2 separate regions of the Homo sapiens genome follow, and region 1 is linked to region 2. Evidence: read pairs that join two places in POLR2A ChIA-PET (ENCODE). Cell type or tissue: GM12878. All regions are shown on one strand. Each heading gives the region's core, and the rest is flanking DNA. Links, peaks and the distances in the headings are about the cores only.

Evidence for each region. Peaks named below come from ENCODE experiments on the same cell type or tissue, not always from the same donor. Only the 100,000 strongest peaks of a DNase experiment are listed, where the experiment ranks them.
Region 1: POLR2A ChIA-PET joins it to region 2 with 5 read pairs; 1 of 35 experiments calls an interaction of 5 or more read pairs at or near these places.

Annotation. Positions count from the first base shown.
Region 1 is chr2:230,949,471-230,958,841 of GRCh38, reverse strand. It overlaps a transcript of GPR55 not described here and the pseudogene COX20P2. Among named protein-coding and RNA genes, the nearest start is that of GPR55, 29 kb to the right of the region's middle. RefSeq lists a silencer at 1,175-1,274 and enhancers at 8,024-8,083, 8,214-8,263, 8,454-8,523, 8,734-8,783. In GM12878, for the core only: no CTCF peak of the experiment used is centred there; a DNase peak (open chromatin) is centred at 4,809; H3K27ac peaks cover 5,000 bases.
Region 2 is chr2:230,630,353-230,639,723 of GRCh38, reverse strand. No RefSeq gene overlaps it. Among named protein-coding and RNA genes, the nearest start is that of LINC01907, 65 kb to the left of the region's middle. In GM12878, for the core only: no CTCF peak of the experiment used is centred there; no DNase peak of the experiment used is centred there; H3K27ac peaks cover 1,078 bases.

The DNA.
Region 1 (9,371 bases), core at 2,549-7,548, 320 kb before region 2:
GATTCAGAAAATATGGTCAATGGGTGCTAAGGCCATAGGGTGAGAGGTCCTTGGGTATGGGATATTTACACATTACCAAACTACCATTTTGCAGATTATGTGTTAATTACAGTGGAGAGATCTTTTGGACATCACCTTAACTAAATGATCGAAATTAGGTTTATAAAATAAAAGACAAACATTGCATGTTCTCACTTACTTGTAGGATCTAAAAATGGAAACAATCGAACTCATGGAGGTAGACAGTTAGGATGGTTACCAGAGTGTGGGAAGGGGAGTGGTGGTGGTTGCAGGGGTGGGGGCACTGTCAGAGGGAGGTAGGAATGGTTAATGGGTACAACAAATAGAAAGAATGAATAAGACCTACTTTTGATAGCACAACAGGGTGACTATAGTCAATAATAACTGAAATGAACATTTAACAATAACTAAAAGAGTATAATTGGAATGTTTGTAACACAGAGGATAAATGCTTGAGGGGGATGGATACCCCATTCTCCATGATTTTACAATTGCATGTCTGTATCAAAACATCTCATATATCCCATAAATATATACACCTACATTGTACCCATAAACATTTAAAAAAATTTTTTAAAGTTAGGTTTACAAATAATGAGACTAACATTATATGCCTGCTGATGTGATAACAGTAGTACTCTCTTATGTGTGGTTTCACTATCCTGAGTTTTAGCCACAGCCTGAAAATGTTAAATTTAAAACTCCACAAATAATTCAAAAATTTTCTTCCTTTCTTTCTTTATTTATTACAACTTAAACTTTATTTACTTGATTGAGAGCTTATTGTACATAAAATGTTTTATGTGGTTGAGCTTAGCTTTGTTCACACTGACTTCAGGGAGTCTGATTTCTATGCTCAAGATTGTTCAATTGCTGCTGTTGCCCTTGGTTTCTTTTCTTTCAGGATCAAGATGGGTACTTTCACATAATATCTTATTTTTAATTCCTTCTCTGGCAATTCTTTCCTGGATTCTTTGCTTTGCATAATTATACCTACAATGAAACCAGCATCCCAAAGTCACCAAGATAAATCCTCCTACTCCAACATCACATGATTTTCTAATTCTACTAGTTAACAAAAAAAAAGTCCAAAGCCAGCCACAACAGATCCTAATGAACCATACAATATTGAATCCCGGGCACAGGGAATATTTTCAACACCTGAAATGCCTAGGAGCTTAAAGAGCTTCCCCTTCGCGGGCTCGCCGGGCTCCGGAGCGGCGGCCACGGGGACGACTCCCCGCCTCCACCCGCCCAGCACCGCCGGCGCCGCGGGAGAAGGAAGACCGGCCAGCCGCGCCCCTCCCCGTCCCGCCCAAATTCACAAGTTTTAAATCACGCGCTGTTCTGAGCAGCGCAGTGAAATCTCTCGCTGTCCCGCTCCATCCTGCTCAGGAGGTGAATCATCCCTCTGTCCCGCGTATCCATGCTGGAGACACCACCGGCCGTCAGTGATCGACTGTCATGGTATCGCAGTGCCGGTGTTCAAGGAACCCTTATTTTACTAAATAATGTCCCCAAAGCACAAGCGTAGTGATGCCAGCAATTCGGATATGCCAAAGAGAAGACCTCAAGTGCTTCCTTTAAGCGAAAAGGCAAAAGTTCTCAAGAAACAAAATCATTTGCTGAGATTGCCAAAAATCTATGGTCAGAATAAAATTTCTAATTCTGAAATTGTAAAGAAAGAAAAAGAATGTGTGCTGGTTTTGCTGTTGTACCTCAGACTGCAAAAGTGATGACCACAGTGCGTGATAAGTGCTTAGTTAAGACGAAAAAGGCATTACATTCGTGGGTGGAAGACCTGAACAGAAACTACTTCTGATTGGCGGCAGTCAGGCTTGGTACTCTCTGCAGTTTCAGGCATCCACAGGGGGATCTTAGAACTGAAAAAAAAAAAAAGGTTAATCTGAATTACATCATGAGGCAGTAATTAGGCAAATAGAGATTCCAGAATAGTCCGTTAGGCTCTCCAAGAATGTCAACGTCATGAAAGACGAAAAAAGGTAGGGAGACAGCTCTAGATGAAAAGGTATTAAACAGTCAAATACAACACATGAACCCTGATTAAATGCAAGATAAAGATTTTTTTAAAATACAGATTATGAGATAATATTATTGTATCCATGTTAAATGTTAAATTTCTTCATTGTGATCATGGTATTGGGTTATGTAAGGAATGTTCTTCTTTTAGGAGCTGCAGGTGAAGTATTTAGGGGTGAAGTGAGCATATGTCTGCAACTTACTCCAAACGCTTCAGCAAAAATGTATATATATTTAGTGAAGGGTAATTGGGTGTTTGTTTAACTGATTTTCAACTTTTCTGCAAGTTTGATATTTAAAAAAATTAAAAGATTGCCAGGAGTGGTGGCTCATGCCTATAATCCCAACACTTTGGGAGGCTGGAGGCGGGTGGATCACTTGAGGTCAGGAGTTTGAGACCAGCCTGGCCAACATGGTGAAACTGCCAACTCTACTAAAAATACAAAAAATTAGCTGGGTGTGGTGGTGCATGTCTGTAGTCCCAGGTACTCGGGAGGCTGGGGCAGGAAAATTGCTTGAACCCAGGAGGCAGAGGTCGCAGTGAGCTGAGATTTCACCACTGCACTCCAGCCTGGGCAACAGAGTGAGACTCTATCTCAAATAAATAAATAAATAAATAAATAAAGTAAATAAAATAAATTTGGGAATAAAATCCTGCTTTCAGGTAAATGTTAGAACAAGACCTCCCACTGTCCTAGCTATTGGGATTCTCCTAAGGAGAATTAGGAATCCTCTAGTTTAAAGACACTGGTGTAGTTGGGCATGGTGGCTCATGCCTATAATCTCAGCACTTTGGGAGGCTGAGGAGGGAGGATCACTTGAGGCCAGGAGCTTGAGACCAACCTGGGCAATATAGTGAGACCCTGACTCTACAAAACAATTTAAAATTAGCCAGATGTGGTGGCACACGCCTGTAGTCCCAGCTACTCAGGGGACTGAGGTGGGAGGATTGCTTGAGCCCGGGAGGTCAAGGCTGCAGTGAGCCGTGATCACACCACTGCAGGCACACTCCAGCCTGGGCAATGGAATGAGACCCCGTCTCAAACAAAACAAAACAAAACAAAACAAAAAGACACTGGCATAATCTTTTCTGGCTGTGTTTTCCCATATGAGTCTCCTTTATGGTCTACCATTTAAGTGTAATCCTTCTCTACATTTGAATTGTATTTGATTTGCTTTACAATTCTAAGAAGTTTCCATTGAGCTGATGTTTAATAGGCCCTTGAGTAGTGATACTGCTAATGTGCTACCAGATTTAGTCACTGGAACTGTCTTAACAGGCTGGAGAGAATGTAAGGTGAGAAAAGCCTGTGTCTGTGTTGTGGGAATTCTGTACAGTTATGTTAAGGTGAGCAAGGAATCTGTGTGAAAGCCACTTTCTTTCCTGAGAGCATCTGATGCACTGTCACGTGTGCCCATAACAAGGACTCAGATATGCTGTCACATCAAGGAGACATGGAAAATAGGAAGTCAAGACCTTTCTACTGGGTAAAAATGAGGAGAAATTTCCTTAAGGAAATAACACAAAATAATTAGACAGCTAACAACATTTGTTGTTTGTATTATCTGACAAAATTTCAACAGTGGATTGTGAATTATTCTTTTCTTTGCCACTCAAAGTAGATGGAGATCATAATTTCACAGAAATGGTATATGAGTTGGGATGCTAGCTCTTGGTGACAGATTACTGTCACATAGTAAAGGGATAAACATAGTGGGAGGAATTCAAAAGATGACTCTGTCCCTAACTGTAATTGCATCAAGGGATGACATGTTAGTTTCTTTTCACTTGCCAATTCCAATTGTTGGATGAGGATTGCTTAGAAGACTATATTAAGGATTCCTGGGACACTCCAGGCTCAGGGAGAAAGAGTACAGTAATTGATTAGTGATGTCTGTCATGACTTTTTTGAAAGAGTGCAAGTGGCATGGAAGCCATATTTGCTAACTTTGAATTCCAAACACAAACTAAATTGAATGCTTAAAAAACACTAACACCTTCAAGAAAGCATTTATTAAAGTAATGATCATTGGCCTTGGTTAGTGGGTACAAAAAAACAGAAAGAATAAATAAGATCTAGTATTTGATAGCACAACAGGGTGACTATAGTCAATAATAATTTAATTGTACATTTGAAAATAACTAAAAGAGTATAACTGGACTATTTGTAACACAAAGGATGAATGCTTTAGTTGATGGATACCTCATTTACCCTGATGTGATTATTACACATTGTATGCCTATATCAAAATCTCATGTACCCCATAAATATATACATCTACTATTACCCACAAAAATTAAAAATAAAAAGTTTAAGGCCGGGAGGCTTCGGCCAGTGGCATGGAAAGGAGGGAACTAAGACTGAAGTCTGAAAGCCAAGCTTTAAATCCAACAGAAAATGAACTAGAAGAGAGTTAAGCCGAGTCCTCTTCAGGACACAGAATGATAGCCAGCCCAGAGCAGGGGCTTGGCTCTGTCACTGTGGAAACACAGAGAAAGTTCTGGCTTGGATGGGGTGTTGGCAGTGCCATCTACACTGTGTCAGGGGAAGGGGCAAGGAGACCAGGTGCAAGGATGCACGTGGTCCACCTGATGCCAGGGGCAGCTGTTGTGGGCACGATTACGGGGCTGCATAGCCAGGGCTGTGAAACCTTTGCATCTCGGAACTTGCTCAGAAGCCCTCTGTTACGATTTGGCTTCCTGGGCAAGACAAGGTCCGTTGATCAGAAGCCAGTGGGAAGCTGTGGTTTCCAGAATGAGCTCAGCTAACATAAGCTTGCTCCACAGGCCTGCTCATCAGACCTTGGAGCCTCTCAGGCTGAGGACTCGCCTTGGGGATCCCCCACCAGGAAGGTGGTTCCAGGAGACCGGGGAGGTGGAGGGGACTGCCAGCCTTCATCTCCTGGCCGTGTGCAGACTCACACCTACTCATGCTCCTGGTTTTTAAGAAGATCCACACTGGACAGATGTGTATGCTGGATGCTTCCAGCCTCTCCAGTTTCCTAGGAGATCCTGCTCTTTAATGCCCTCCTTATAATCAGCTGAGGGACACAGGATGTACAGGGTTTTACCAGGTTCTTGTCCCCTGATAGTGTCTGGGAAGATGTGTTTATTTCCCCTTCCTGCTGTAACACATTGCCATATATTAAGTGGCTTAAAATAACACAAATTTATTATCTTACAGTTCTGTAGGTTAGAAGCCCAACACAAGTCTCACTGGGCTAAAATCAGGGTGCTGGCAGGACTGTGTCCTCCTGGAGGCTCTAGAGGAGAACCTGTTTCTCTGTCTTTCCAGCTTCCAGAGCCAGTTCTTCCTGCAGCCCTTGGCTCATGGCCCCTTCTTCCGTCTTCAAACCCAGTAACAGTGGGTTGAGTCCTTCTCACATCCTATCCCTCTGTCTCTTCTGCCCTACTCTCTACCTTCAAGAACTTTTGTGATTACATTGGGCCTATCAGGATAATCCAGGATAATTGGCAACCTTAATTCCATTGACAACCTTAATTTGCCATGTAATTTAACATACTCACCAGTTCTTGAGATTTGTACCTAGACATACTGGGACAGGGGAGATTATTCTGCCCACCTCAGAAGCCCCTAACAATGCTCCAGGATCCACACAACCACCACCTCCACCTGGTTGCTGCTGGTCACTTTAGCCAGCCACCTCTCCTTCCTTCCTTCTGGCCACCTGGGAACTAGCTTTTCTGGGGTGCGCATGCTTCCTTAGCCACTGCACCCAAGGATGGACCCAAGTATCACTCTAATTCCCCAAGGCCCAGCTGAAACAGAGGAAAACATCATGGTGACAACTGGCAGCAGAGGTCCTCATAGCTGGGGAAACACCTTGGCAACTGTTAGGGCAAATGGCGGAGCAGAGGACGCAGACATCGGCCAGCACCTGGGCCACCATGCAGAGGCTTCAGCTGCTGGAAGGAAGGAAAGAGGAGGGGGAGAGAGAAGGGCCAGGAAGGCAGAAGGTGAGAGAAGCCTGCCTCCAAGAGGCTGGCTCCTGTGGGGGCCGGCCTGAGGATGTTCCCTGGGGACAGGGTGGCCGTGGGCCATTTCAGCTGTGCAGATGCCCGATGGAAGCTTGTGTTTCTGTGATGTGAAATCTCCCTGTCTCTCTGCAGTCCCTGAGCTTCAGAAACGCCCATGACACCTTGTGGGCAGGGGTTCTCTATAGGACTCCTGGAAGAGTAGACAAGTAACTGACAAGCGGCACCATGGGAAAAGCAGAGGCTGTAGAGGTGTCAGCAGCCCTGCCCTGGGAATGTGCAGAAAACTTGGGAGGGCATTGGCCATCCCCAGATCACACAACAGGACATCCCACGGAGGGCTGTGGCCTTCCTTAGCCCTCTGGGCTCACAATGAGCCAACCTCATGTAGAGTTCAAGGCACGGCCAGGCTCCAGCTGACTTCTGGATCACACCTGCTAAGACCAGGTAGTACCTTTTAATCCAATATTATTACTGAAGGCTTGGGCATAAGAAGAGAGCACTTTAGCATAGAAGGAGCATTCCAAAGTGCTCACCAGGATTGTGGCTCCTGGCACACAAGCTGCGCCCGCCCTCAGGCTTTCCCTGTCCCTATAGGCCTTGGCCTGCTGCCTGCAGGAGGGTTTGCCCACATGTCCTGATGAGAGCTCAGGTGACCATGTCGTCTCTATCTTTGAGGTCTAGTAACCCCCCCTCCCTCTCCAAATGTACCTTCTCTTGCTGGATGTGGTGGCTCACACCTGTAATCCCAGCACTTGGGAGTTTGAGGCAGGAGGATGGTTTGAGTCAGGAGTTTGAGACCAGCCTGGGCAACATAGCAAGACCCCCGTTTCTGCAAAAAAATTAAAAAAAAAAAAATTAGCCGGGCCTGGTGGTATGTACCTGTAGTCCCAGCTGCTCAGGAGGCTGAGGTAAGAGGATCATCTGAGCCCAGGATGTTAAGGTTGCAGTGAGCCATGATTGTGCCATTGCCCTCCAGCTTGGGCAACAGAGCAAGACCCTGTCTCACAAAAAAAAAAAAAAAAAACCCCAATAACAACAAAAAACCCACAAATGTACCTTCTCTGGGCCTAATGAAAGGGAAAAAAATCCCTGCTTACCCTCAGTTGTCAAGATCCCAGCCAACTCTAAGTTGTGAATGGTACAAAGCGGAGCTGTCAGCCTTTTGAACTCCTCTGGGTCAAAGGGTAGGCTATTTTTAAGGCCCCTGGTATGTGTTGCCAAGTTGCCTTCTAGAAACCACATAGGCTGCCCTCTTCCCTAGACATCTGCCAGCACTAAGCATTGCCATCTAATAAATCTCTGCCAAGTTGGTATGAAAAAATCTCATTTTCATTTTTAGTTCTTTGATTACGTGTGTATATTTTAAAAATATGCATATTGTTTCAGGGAAACACTCCCAAACCATGTTTTTCCTCTGTTCTCACACCACCACGACAACAATCATCAACACAGAAGGAGAATTCTGGGACCAGATGTGTGGGGGGTTGTCCCACTAAGCCGCGGACAGCAGCGGGGTGTCCTCCAGTTCAATTCCAACACTGTCTACCTGGAGATAGTCTTACAGCCCACAGGTTGAGGGCTCAGTCCCAAGACTATCCCTGACCCAGACACAAGTCTGGCCCTTCGGAACTTCTGACCGACCAACTTCAAGTTGGGGTTCCCACAACGCCCTCTTTGGGTTTGATCAATTTGCTGGAGTGACTCACAGAACTCAGGGAAACACATTAGCCCGTTGATTCTAAAGGATGTTACAAAGGACACTGATGAAGAGATGCACAGGGCAAGGTATAGGGGAAGGGGCATGGAGCTTCCAGGAACCTCCGTGTGCTCAGCTCTCCGGAAGCTCTCTGAACCCTGTCCTCTTGGGGTTTTTATGGAAGCTTCATGATGTCAGCGTTCCTTCTCTCAGGGCATAGGACAGAACCCTCTCTGGGGAGAGTCTTAAGACCCACAATCAGAAAGGCGGGGGAAGATACGAGTCCTGCCTTGCGGCAGGTGAAAGGAGAGCTGGAGAAGGCCAGAGAGATTCTGTTTCCTGAGGCCTAACACAGCCACTGTCATAACACGAGACTGTAACAGGGACTATGGGGGTTCCGAGCCAGAAACTGTGGACAAAAGCCAACACGTGTGTACTTATCATAACACCACACATGTCACTTCTTGTGAATGATATTAGTAATAATGAAAAACCTATTTCCAGTGTCGCGAATCTCTATTTAGATGTGAGAAAAAATGTTTGACTTATGTGAAGCAGAGAAGGTTTCCTTATCTGTGCAGCTCTCGTTATGAGGTCTGAGGCTGGAGTGCGGGAAAGAAGAGCAAAACGAGAAAAACAAAAAAGAGGGGAAAGAGAAGATGAGAAGAAAATAAAAGTGGCAAGAAGAGATAAAAAGACAAAAAAGCCAATTGCTCTAATTGCTCTGCGTCTTGTCCTGGGTGCCATGCCTGGGAGACAGGCAGGTAGGCGATGGGCTGAACAAGGTCTGTCCAGCACACTCTGCATTCTGCCACATCATGTGCAGGCCAGTGGTTCCCAGACAATGTGGCTTCAGGACCCCTTTACACTCTTAAAAAGTGTTAAGGATCTCAAAAAGCTCTTATCTATGTAGATATCTATCAGTGTTTCCTGTGTTAGAAATTAAAACAAAGAAACTGGCTGGGCGTGATGGCTCACGCCTGTAATCCCAGCACTTGGGGAGGCCGAGAGGGTGGATCACGATGTCAGGCGTTCAGCCTGGCCAGCATGGTGAAACCCCGTCTCTACTAAAAATACAGAAAAATTAGCCAGGCGTGGTGGTGGTTGCCTGTAATCCCAGCTATTTGGGAGGCTGAGGCAGAGAATTGCTTGAACCCGGGAGGCGGAGGTTGTAGTGAGCCGAGATTGTGCCACTGTACTCCAGCCTGGGTGACAGAGCGAGACTCTTGTCTCAAAAAAAAAAAATAAATTTAGTGAGAAGAGAAGCATTATTTTTACATTTCCACAGATCTCTGTGATGCTGGGCTTTATGAAAGATGGTTGGCCTCTCCTATCTCTATTCAGTCTATTGTGGTATCACACAGCATACAGCCTCCAGAAAACTCCACTGTACACTCACTAAAGGAAGACAGTGGAAAAGGAAATACTAACAACATTTCAGTATTATTATGAAAATAGTTTTGACCTTGTGGATCCCCAGAAAGTGTCCCAAGACCACCCTTCCCCACAGAGTGCCTGAGCCACACTTTGAGAAGTGCTGATCTAGGCCGGGGAATTGATGGAATCCACCCCATTCTTCCCAGGAAGGCAATCTTACAATAGCTATCAAGAACT
Region 2 (9,371 bases), core at 1,790-6,789:
ACAAGGTGAAACCTGTCTCTACTACTACTAAAAATACAAAAAATTAGCCAGGCATGGTGGTGCGTGCCTGTAATCCCAGGTACTTGTGGGGCTGAGGCAGGGGAATCGCTTTAACTCAGGAGGCGGAGGTTGCAATGAGTGAAGATTGCACCATTGCACTCCAGCCTGGGCGACAGAACAAGACCCCGTCTCAAAAAAAAAAAAAAAAAAAAAAATTAGCCAGGTGTGGTGGTGTATGCCTGTAGTCCCAGCTATTTGGGGAGGCTGAGGAGGGAGGACTGCCTGAACCTAGAAGTTCAAGGTTACAGTGGGCCATGATTACACTATTGCACACTAGCTTGGGCAACAGAGTGAGACGCTGTCTCAAAAAAACAAAAAAGCAATTCTGGATTTAATGTGATGAATAAATTACATGATTAAATTAAACAATATTGTGACTGGGCGTGGTGGCTCCTGCCTATAATCCCAGCACTTTGGGAGGCTGAGGCGGGTGGATCACCTGAGATCGGGAGTTTGAGACCAGCCTGACCAACATGGAGAAACCCCATCTCTACTAAAAATACAAAATTAGCTGGGTGTGGTGGTGCATGCCTGTAATCCCATCTACTCAGTGGGCTGAGGCAGGAGAATTGCTTGAACCCGTGAAGCAGAGGTTGCGGTGAGCTGAGATTGCACCATTGCACTCCAGCCTGGGCAACAAGAGCGAAACTCCATCTCAAAAAACAAACAAACAAACAAACAAACAAAAAAACCCCAAAAACCCAAAACCAAAAACCACAAAACAATATTGTGCAAAATAAGCTATGTGAATCGTTTCTTTTTTTTTTGGAGACAGGGTCTTGCTCTGTCACCCAGGCTGGAGTGCAGTGGCATAATCATGGCTCGCTGCAGCCTTGAACTTCTAAGCTCCAGCAATCCTGCATCCTCCCGCCTCACCCTCTCAAGTAGTTGGGACTACAGGCATGTACCACCACACCTGGCTAACTTTTAAATTTGTTTTGTAGAGAAAAGGCCTCACTATGTTGCCCAGGCTGATCTCAAATTCCCGGGCTCAAGTGATCCTCCCACCTGGGCCTCCCAAAATGCTGAGATAATGAGTGTGAGCCACCATGCCTGACCAATCTTGTCTATTTCTTATCAGCAGTTTTACTTAAAAGAAATATTGACCATTTCTGAAGTTATTAAAAAATATATGTTATCTATTCCGAAGAGAAATTTCAAAGAGGAGTATCAAAAATATTTTTACTGGTCAGGCATGGTGGCACACGTCTGTAATCCCTACTCAGCTACTCAGCTACTCAGGAGGCTGAGGCACGAGAATCGCTTGAATCTGGGAGGTGGAGGTTTCAGTGAGCCGAGATCACACCTCTGCACTCCAGCCTGGGTGACTGAGCAAGACTCCATCTCAAAAAGCAAAACAAAACATACTTTTTATTATTGCAGCATCATTAGAATACAGGCAAAGCCTCCAAAGGGTAGCATGGTGGGCACTCATTTGGATGAATACCTTCTGGTGAGTTCGGGAATAGTCACTCATTCTCCTCCAAGAGGACCTAGAAAAAAAATCAGGAAAAAAATCTCAGTAGAGTGGTTTCAACTGCTTCTTCCCTCCTGTCTCCTAATGGATACTCTGCGTGTATTTCTCTCTTATATTATTCTTTCCTTCCCTCCCCTCCCCTCCCCTTCCCTCCCTCTCCTTTTTTTGGGACAGGGTCTCCCTGTCATCACCTAGGCAGGAGTGCAGTGGTGCGATCACAGCTCATTGCAGTCTTGACCTCCAGGGCTCAAGCAATTCTTCCGTCTCATGTTTTTGTTTGTTTGTTTGTTTGTTTCGAGATGGAGTTTCGCTCTTGTTGCCCAGAGTGCAATGGCGAGATCTCAGCTCACTGCAACCTCTGCCTCTCGGGTTCAGGTGATTCTCCTGCCTTGGCCTTTGAAGTAGCTGGGATTACAGGTGCCTGACACCACGCCTGGCTAATCTTTGTATTTTTAGTAGAGACGAGGTTTCACCATGTTGGCCAGGCTGGTCTCAAACTCCTGACCTCAAGTGATCCACCCAGCTTGCCCTCCCAAAGTGCTGGGATTACGGGTGTGAGCCACCGCACCTGGCCTTCCCGTCTCATTTTTTGACATAGAGACAAGGACTCACTATGTTGCCCAGGCTTGTCTTGAACTCCTGGGCTCAAGCAATCTTCCCACCTTGGCCTCCCAATGTGTTGGGATTATGGGCTTGAGACACTGCACCCAGCCTACATTATTTCTTTCTATCTGTCTATCCATCCATCTACTTGCCATCATTTATCTATTTGTCTATCATCATCTGTATTTCTATCCAATGTATTATTTTTTATTACATAATCACATTTTAAAATTACATAAACAAATCATGTTTCCTGTAGATCCAGTGGTTGTGGGGGGTGTGATTTTTGCACCCCAGAAGCAACATGTAACAGTCTGGAAAGATGCTATTTGTCATAGGTGGGGGTGCTACTGGCATCTAGTAGGGAGAGGCCAGAGGTGTTGCAAAACGTCCTACAAGATACAGGACAGTCCCCGGGACAAAAAAGTATTTGGTCCTAAATGCCAGTAGTGCTGAGGCTGAGAAACCCTGCTATAGAACAGTACAAAGTTCAAAGAAGCAGATGGAAAAATAATGACAGCTGGGGATTTCCACAGTGAACATTTTGGCTAAATTCTTTCAATTTTCGATGCACAAAAATATATATGGAAATAATTACAGATGTATAAAGAAAGAAATGTGATTATCATATACATGCTGCTTTGAAACCCAACTTTTTTCAGGTAATAATATTGTTCCAAGTCAGTAATTTTATATCTGTTACATCATTTTTCTCATTAAAAAACTAGCTTTTTAAAGATAAAAATATAGCATTCATGTGGTTAAAAATAAGAATTGCCAAAGTTCAAAAGAGCAAATGCGTTTTCACCGTGGTTATGTGTATTTTAGTACGTGTAAACTCTTAAACCACAAATTTGACTATGCAATGGCACTGCTGTGTATTTTGCTTTCATTATTTAATAATACATTAAATATATTAAATAATGTACTCATATGTAATTATGCTTACTTTTGCACCAGCCTAATATATTAAGTAATAAATTACATTAGGACAATTTCCATACCCACACATAGAGACCCACCCATTCTTTTTTTTTTTTGAGATGGAGTTTTGCTCTTGTTGCCCAGGCTGGAGTACAACGGTATGATCTCGGCTCACCGCACTCTCCACCTCCTGGGTTCAAGCGATTCTCCTGCCTCAATCTCCTGAGTAGGTGGGATTACAGGCCCGTGCCACCATGCCTGGCTAATTTTATATTTTTAGTAGAAATGGGGTTTCACCATGTTGGTCAGGCTGGTCTTGAACTCCTGACCTCAAGTGATCCACCTGCCTTGGCCTCCCAAAGTGCTGGTATTACAGGTGTGAGCCACTGCGCCCATCCCATCCTATTCTTTATAATGCTGCATAGCATCACTTATTATCCTATTGATAGGCAGTTGGCTCTTCCTATTTTTGCTATCACAATCACTGATGTGTGGTCATTTGTATACAACCTCTCTGCAGTCTCATGTGAGCACACCCTGAAGAACTGGAACTGGTGAATCAAAGGATACGTTCTTACATTTTCATAGCTATTGCAAAGGTGCTGTCTAAAGAGTTTGCCTTGTTTATGTCTCCCACTGCCTCTTTCCCCACAGCCTCACCAATCAAATATTTAAATGTTGCTAACCTGATTTAATAAAAATGGTATCTAGTTGTTTTCATTTGCATTTCTTTAAAAAAACTGATACATAAACATTGTACATGTTTATGGAGTACATATGATATTTTGTCTTATTTTTATTATTTTTTATCTTTGAGAAGGAGTTTCACTCTTGTCGCCCAGGTTGGAGTGCAATGGCATGATCTTGGCTCACTGTAACCTCTGCCTCCTAGGTTCAAGTGATTCTCCTGCCTCAGCCTCCTGAGTAGCTGGGATTACAGGCACCCGCCGCCACACCCGGCTAATTTTTGTATTTTTAGTAGAGATGGTGTTTCAACATGTTGACCAGGCTGGTCTTGAACCCCTGATCTCAGGTGATCCACCCGCCTCGGCCTCCCAAAGTGCTGGGATTATAGGAGTGAGCCACTGCACTTGGCCTGTTTTGTTTTTAAAAGTTTTAAAATGGCTGGGTGCGGTGGCTCACTCATGCTGTAATCTCAGCACTCTGGGAGTCCGATGTAGGTGGATTACCTGAGGTCAGGAGTTTGAGATCAGCCTGACCAAAATGGTGAAACCCATCACTACTCAAAATAGAAAAAATTAGCTGGGTGTGGTGGCGGGCACATGTAATCCCAGCTACTCGGGAGGCTGAGGCAGGAGAATCCCTTGAACCCGGGAGGCAGACATTGCAGTCAGTGAGCCTAGATTGTGCCATTGCACTCCAGCCTGGGCAACAAGAGCAAAACTCTATCTCAAAAAAAAAAAAAAAAGTTTTAAAACTTACCATGTTGCTCAGGCTGGATTCAAACTCCTAGCCTCAAGTGACTTCTCAGCCCTCAGAGCAGCTGGGAATACAGGTGCACCACTGTGCCTGGCTTACCATGCTTACAAGCATTACACATGCATACAATGTGTAATGATCTAATGATGGTACTTAGCATATCAACCACCTCAAACACTTACCATTTCTTTGTGTTGGGAACATTCCAAATCTCTTCTAAGCTATTTTTTTTTTTTTTTTTGAGACAGAGTCTTGCTCTATCACCCAGGCTGGAGGGCAGTGGCGCCATCTCGGCTCACTCCAACCTCCGCCTCCCAGGTTCAAGCAATTCTCCTGATTTAGCCTCACGAGTAGCTGGGATTACATGTGCCCGCCACCATCCCCCAGCTAATTTTTGTATATTTTGTAGAGACAGGGTTTTACCATGTTGGCCAGGCTAGTCTCAAACTCCTGGCCTCAGGTGATCTGCCTCAGTGATCCACCTGCTTCAGCCTCCCAAAGTGCTGGGATTACAGTCATGAGCCACCATACCCAGCCTGCTATCTTGAAATATACAATAAATTATTAACTATAGTCGCCTGTATTCCTTTAATTACTAAAGTTATGTATTTTTTTCATGCTTAATGGCTGTTTTTATTGTTTCCTATCAAGTATTCATTCCTTTACCCATTTTTTTTCCACTTGGGTTATCTCTTATATGTTGATTATTAAGACTTTATTGGATTTAAGTAAAGTAGCCATACATCTGTAAATACTTTCTCCTGGTTTGTCCTTTTCTTGAAGAAGTCTAAAGTTTTTATTTAGACAAAAATGAAACAAAATTTTCCTTTTATGGTGTCTGAATATATCGTGCTACAAAGGCCTTCTCTATGCCAAGAGTATAACTAAATTCATATGTTTTCCTCTTTTATGACTTAAGTTTTGCATTACATTAAAAAAATCTATCTTAAATTTATCCTGGAGGTAAGAACAATATCCCTGAGACCATTTATTGAGTCATGTATCCTACCCTACTAATTTAAAATGATACCTTCCTCTTATTCTTTATCCCATATGCACTTGGTGGCTATTTCTGGGCTTTCTGTTTTATTTCATAGATTGGTCTATTTTTGCTCTGATGACAAACTTTTAATTACTTGTGCTTTATAATGTGCTTTTATATATAGCAAGTCTAATCCTCTCATTTTTCTTCCTTTTCAAAAATTTTCTGAATAATTTAAATATTTGTTTAAAAATAATTATATAGGCTGGGTGTAGTGGCTCACACTTGTAATCTCAGCACTTTGGGAGGCCTAGGTGGGAAGATTGCTTGGGGCCAGGGGTTCAAGACCAGCCTGGGCAACATAGTAAGACCCTGTCTCTACCAAAAATTAAAAAATTAGCTGGCTGTGCCTGGTGGTTCACGTCTGTAATCCCAGAACTTTAGGAGGCCGAGGTGGGTGGATCACCTGAGGTCAGGAGCTCAAGACCAGCCTGGCCAACAGGGTGAAACCCCATCCCTACTAAAAATACAAAAAAATCAGCTGGGCGTGGTGGCGTGTGCCTGTAATCCCAGCTACTCGGGAGCCTGAGGCAGGAGAATCGCTTGAACCTGGGAGGTGGAGGTTTCAGTGAGCTGAGATCACACCACTGTACTTCAGCCTGGGCGACAGAGCAAGACTTAGTCTTAAAAAAAAAAAAATTAGCTGGGTGTGGTGTCATGTGCCTGTAGTCCCTGCTACTTGAAAGGCTGAGGTGAGAGGATTGCTTGAGCTCAGGAGGTCAAGGCTGCAGTGAGCCATGATTGTGCCACTGCGCTCAATGTGGGCAGCAGAGTGAGACTCTGTCTCAAATAATAATAATAACAACAATAATAAAATAACAATGTAATACATCAAATATATAAAAATGTATAGAGAAAAATATAATGAACAGCCACTTAAAAAAATAAACATTAATGGCTGGGTGCGGTGGCTCACGCCTGTAATCCCAGCACTTCGGGAGGCTGAGGTGGGTGGATCACCTGAGGCCAGGAGTTCGAGACCAGCCTGACCAATATGGTGAAATCCCGTCTCTACTAAAAATACAAAAATTAGCTGGATATCATGGCGTGTGCCTGTAGTCCCAGCTACTTGGGAAGCTGAGACAGGAGAATTGCTCGAGCCCAGGAGGCGGAGGTTACAGTGAGCCGAGGTCGTGCCATTGCACTTCAGCCTGGGCGACAGAGCAAGACTCCATCTCAAAAAAAAAAAAAGAATTACTAATACAACTGAGGCTTCCTAGACCACATCTCCTGCCGCTTCTTTCAGTGGCAACAATATTTCTGAATCTAGTGTTTAGCATTCTCATTGATTTGTTTATACTTTTAACTACTCTCTGTATTTATCCTTAAGACTATTAAATATATGCAGTACTTTCACTCTGTCAGGGTGGAATGGCTGTAGACACAGTCAAATTTTCAAATCTTTGGTGATATCCAGAGCCTCCAGCCATCAGAGGCGGGATAGGCCCTCCCCCTGGCTTGGACCTTGGGCAGTTCCCCACCAGAGGCTGTGGAGGTCTCCAACATCCGGCAACATCCTTCCCAAGTGCCTGGCTCAACCCTTCTGTGCCTGGGAGTTTTCTCAGATGCCATGGGGGCTTGCAGGACTGCAAGCTGGAGAAAGAGAAACTCCCAACAGTTATGGCCCCCGGAACAACCACCAACCAGGGAAGGATGGGAGAGAGCACAAAGAGGCTCAGCAGCCTGCACCCCCCGCCCCCCACCGCCACAGGTGGGTTCTAGATGCTTACCCAGAGGGTTCCCGGTGGGAGGAACCCCACGTGTCCACCCCCTCACAAATGGGCCGTCTGATGGCTTTTCTCCTACTCCCATCATATGTGGGTCCTGAATTTGTCTTTCACATAAGTGCCTGGCTCCCAAGCCCTTGCTCAGGCCTGTCTGGGGAGCGGGGAAACTGAACTAGGCCAGCCTTAGTCTCCCACTCCTCCTAACGCTCTTACAATGAAGCAGGTCTTCAATGAATCCAGAGCGGGTCACAGAAGTACAGGGAGGGGGCCTTGTAGATCATTTGGATGACTTTGGTGTTGACTTTGAGCAAGGTGGGAGCTGTTAGAGGATTTTTTTTTTAATGCCTTAATAGACTTTTTATTTTAAAATTTAATTTATTAATTTATTTAAGACAGAGTCTCACTCTGACACCCAGGCTGGAGTGCAGTGGTGCGATCTTGGCTAACTGCAACCTCCACCTCCTTGGTTCAAGTGATTCTCATGCTTCAGTCTTCCTAGTAGCTGGGATTACAGGCACATGCAACCACGCCCAGCTAATTTTTGTATTTTTAGTAGAGACAGGGTCTCATGATGTTGGCCAGCCTGGTCTTGAACTCCTGACCTCAAATGATCCACTTGACTCGGTCTCCCAAAGTGCTGGGATTACAGGCATGAGCCACCACACCGGGCCAAATAAACTTTAGTTTTTAGAGCAGTTTTAGGTTCACAGAAAAATTGAGCAGAATGTACAGAGATATTTCATATACCCCATGGCCTCACACATGTACAACCTCCCCCACTGTCAATATCCTCCACTAGGGGGTATATTTGTTAGAAGTGACGAACCTACAATGATAATCATAATCACCTAGAGTCCATAGTTTTAAATTAGGGTTTACTCTTGGTGTACATTTTATGGGCTTAGACAAATGTACGATAACATGTATCCACTATATAGTATCATACAGACTAGTTTCACTGTCCTGCAAATCCTCTGGGCCCCAACTCTTTATCTCTCTCTCCTGTCTAAACTTTGGTAAGCATTAATCTTTTTGTTTGTTTGTTTTTGTTTTTTGAGACTGAGTCTTGCTCTATTGCCCAGGCCGGAGCAGAGTGGCACGATCTCGGCTCACTGCAACCTCCGCCTCCCGAGTTCAAGCAATTCTCCTACCTCAGCCTCCTGAGTAGCTGGGATTACAGGCACCCAACACCACCCTAGTTACTTTTTGTGTTTTTAGTAGAGATGGGGTTTCACCATGTTGACCAGGCTGGTCTTAAGCTCCTGACCTCAGGTGATCCACCTGCCTCAGACTCCCAAAGTGCTGGGATTACAGGCGTGAGCCACCGTGCCCGGCCACTGTTGATATTTTCACTGTCTCCATGTGTTGCCTTTTTCAGAATGTCATATAGTTGGAATCATGCAGTACATGGCCTTTTCAGATTGGCTTCTTTCGCTTGGTGATATGCATTTAAGTTTCCTCCTTGTCTTTTCATGGCTTGACAGTTTGTTTTTAAGCTCTGAATAGTATTTTAGTGTCTGGATGTACCACAGTTTATTTACCCATTTACCTACTGAAGGACATCTTGTTTGCTTCCAAGTTTTGGCAGTTATGAATAAAGCTGCTATAAATATTGGTGTGCAGACTTTTGTGTAGACATAAGTCTTCAACTCCTTTGGGTAAATACCAAGGAGCATGATTGCTAGATTTTATGTTAAGAGTAAGTTTAGTTTTGTGTAAAAGACTATGTTTAGTATGTTTAGAAACCACCAAACTGTCTTCCAAGGCAATAGTACTATTTTGCATTTCCACGAGTAATGAATGAGAGTTCCTATTGCTCCACTCCCTTGCCTGCATTTGGTGTTGTCAGTGTTCTGGATTTGGGTTATTCTAATAGCTGTATAAAGGTGTCTCATGGTTTTAATTTGCATTTTCCTGATGACATATGATGTGAGCCCATTTTTGTATACTTATTTGCCACCTCTTCTTTGGTGAGGTGTCTGCTAAAGTCTTTGGCTCATTTTTCAATTGGGTTCTATATAAAATATATAAATTTTGAGCCAGGGACAGTGGCTCATGCCTGTAATCCCAGCACTTTGATAGGCCGAGGCGGGTAGAT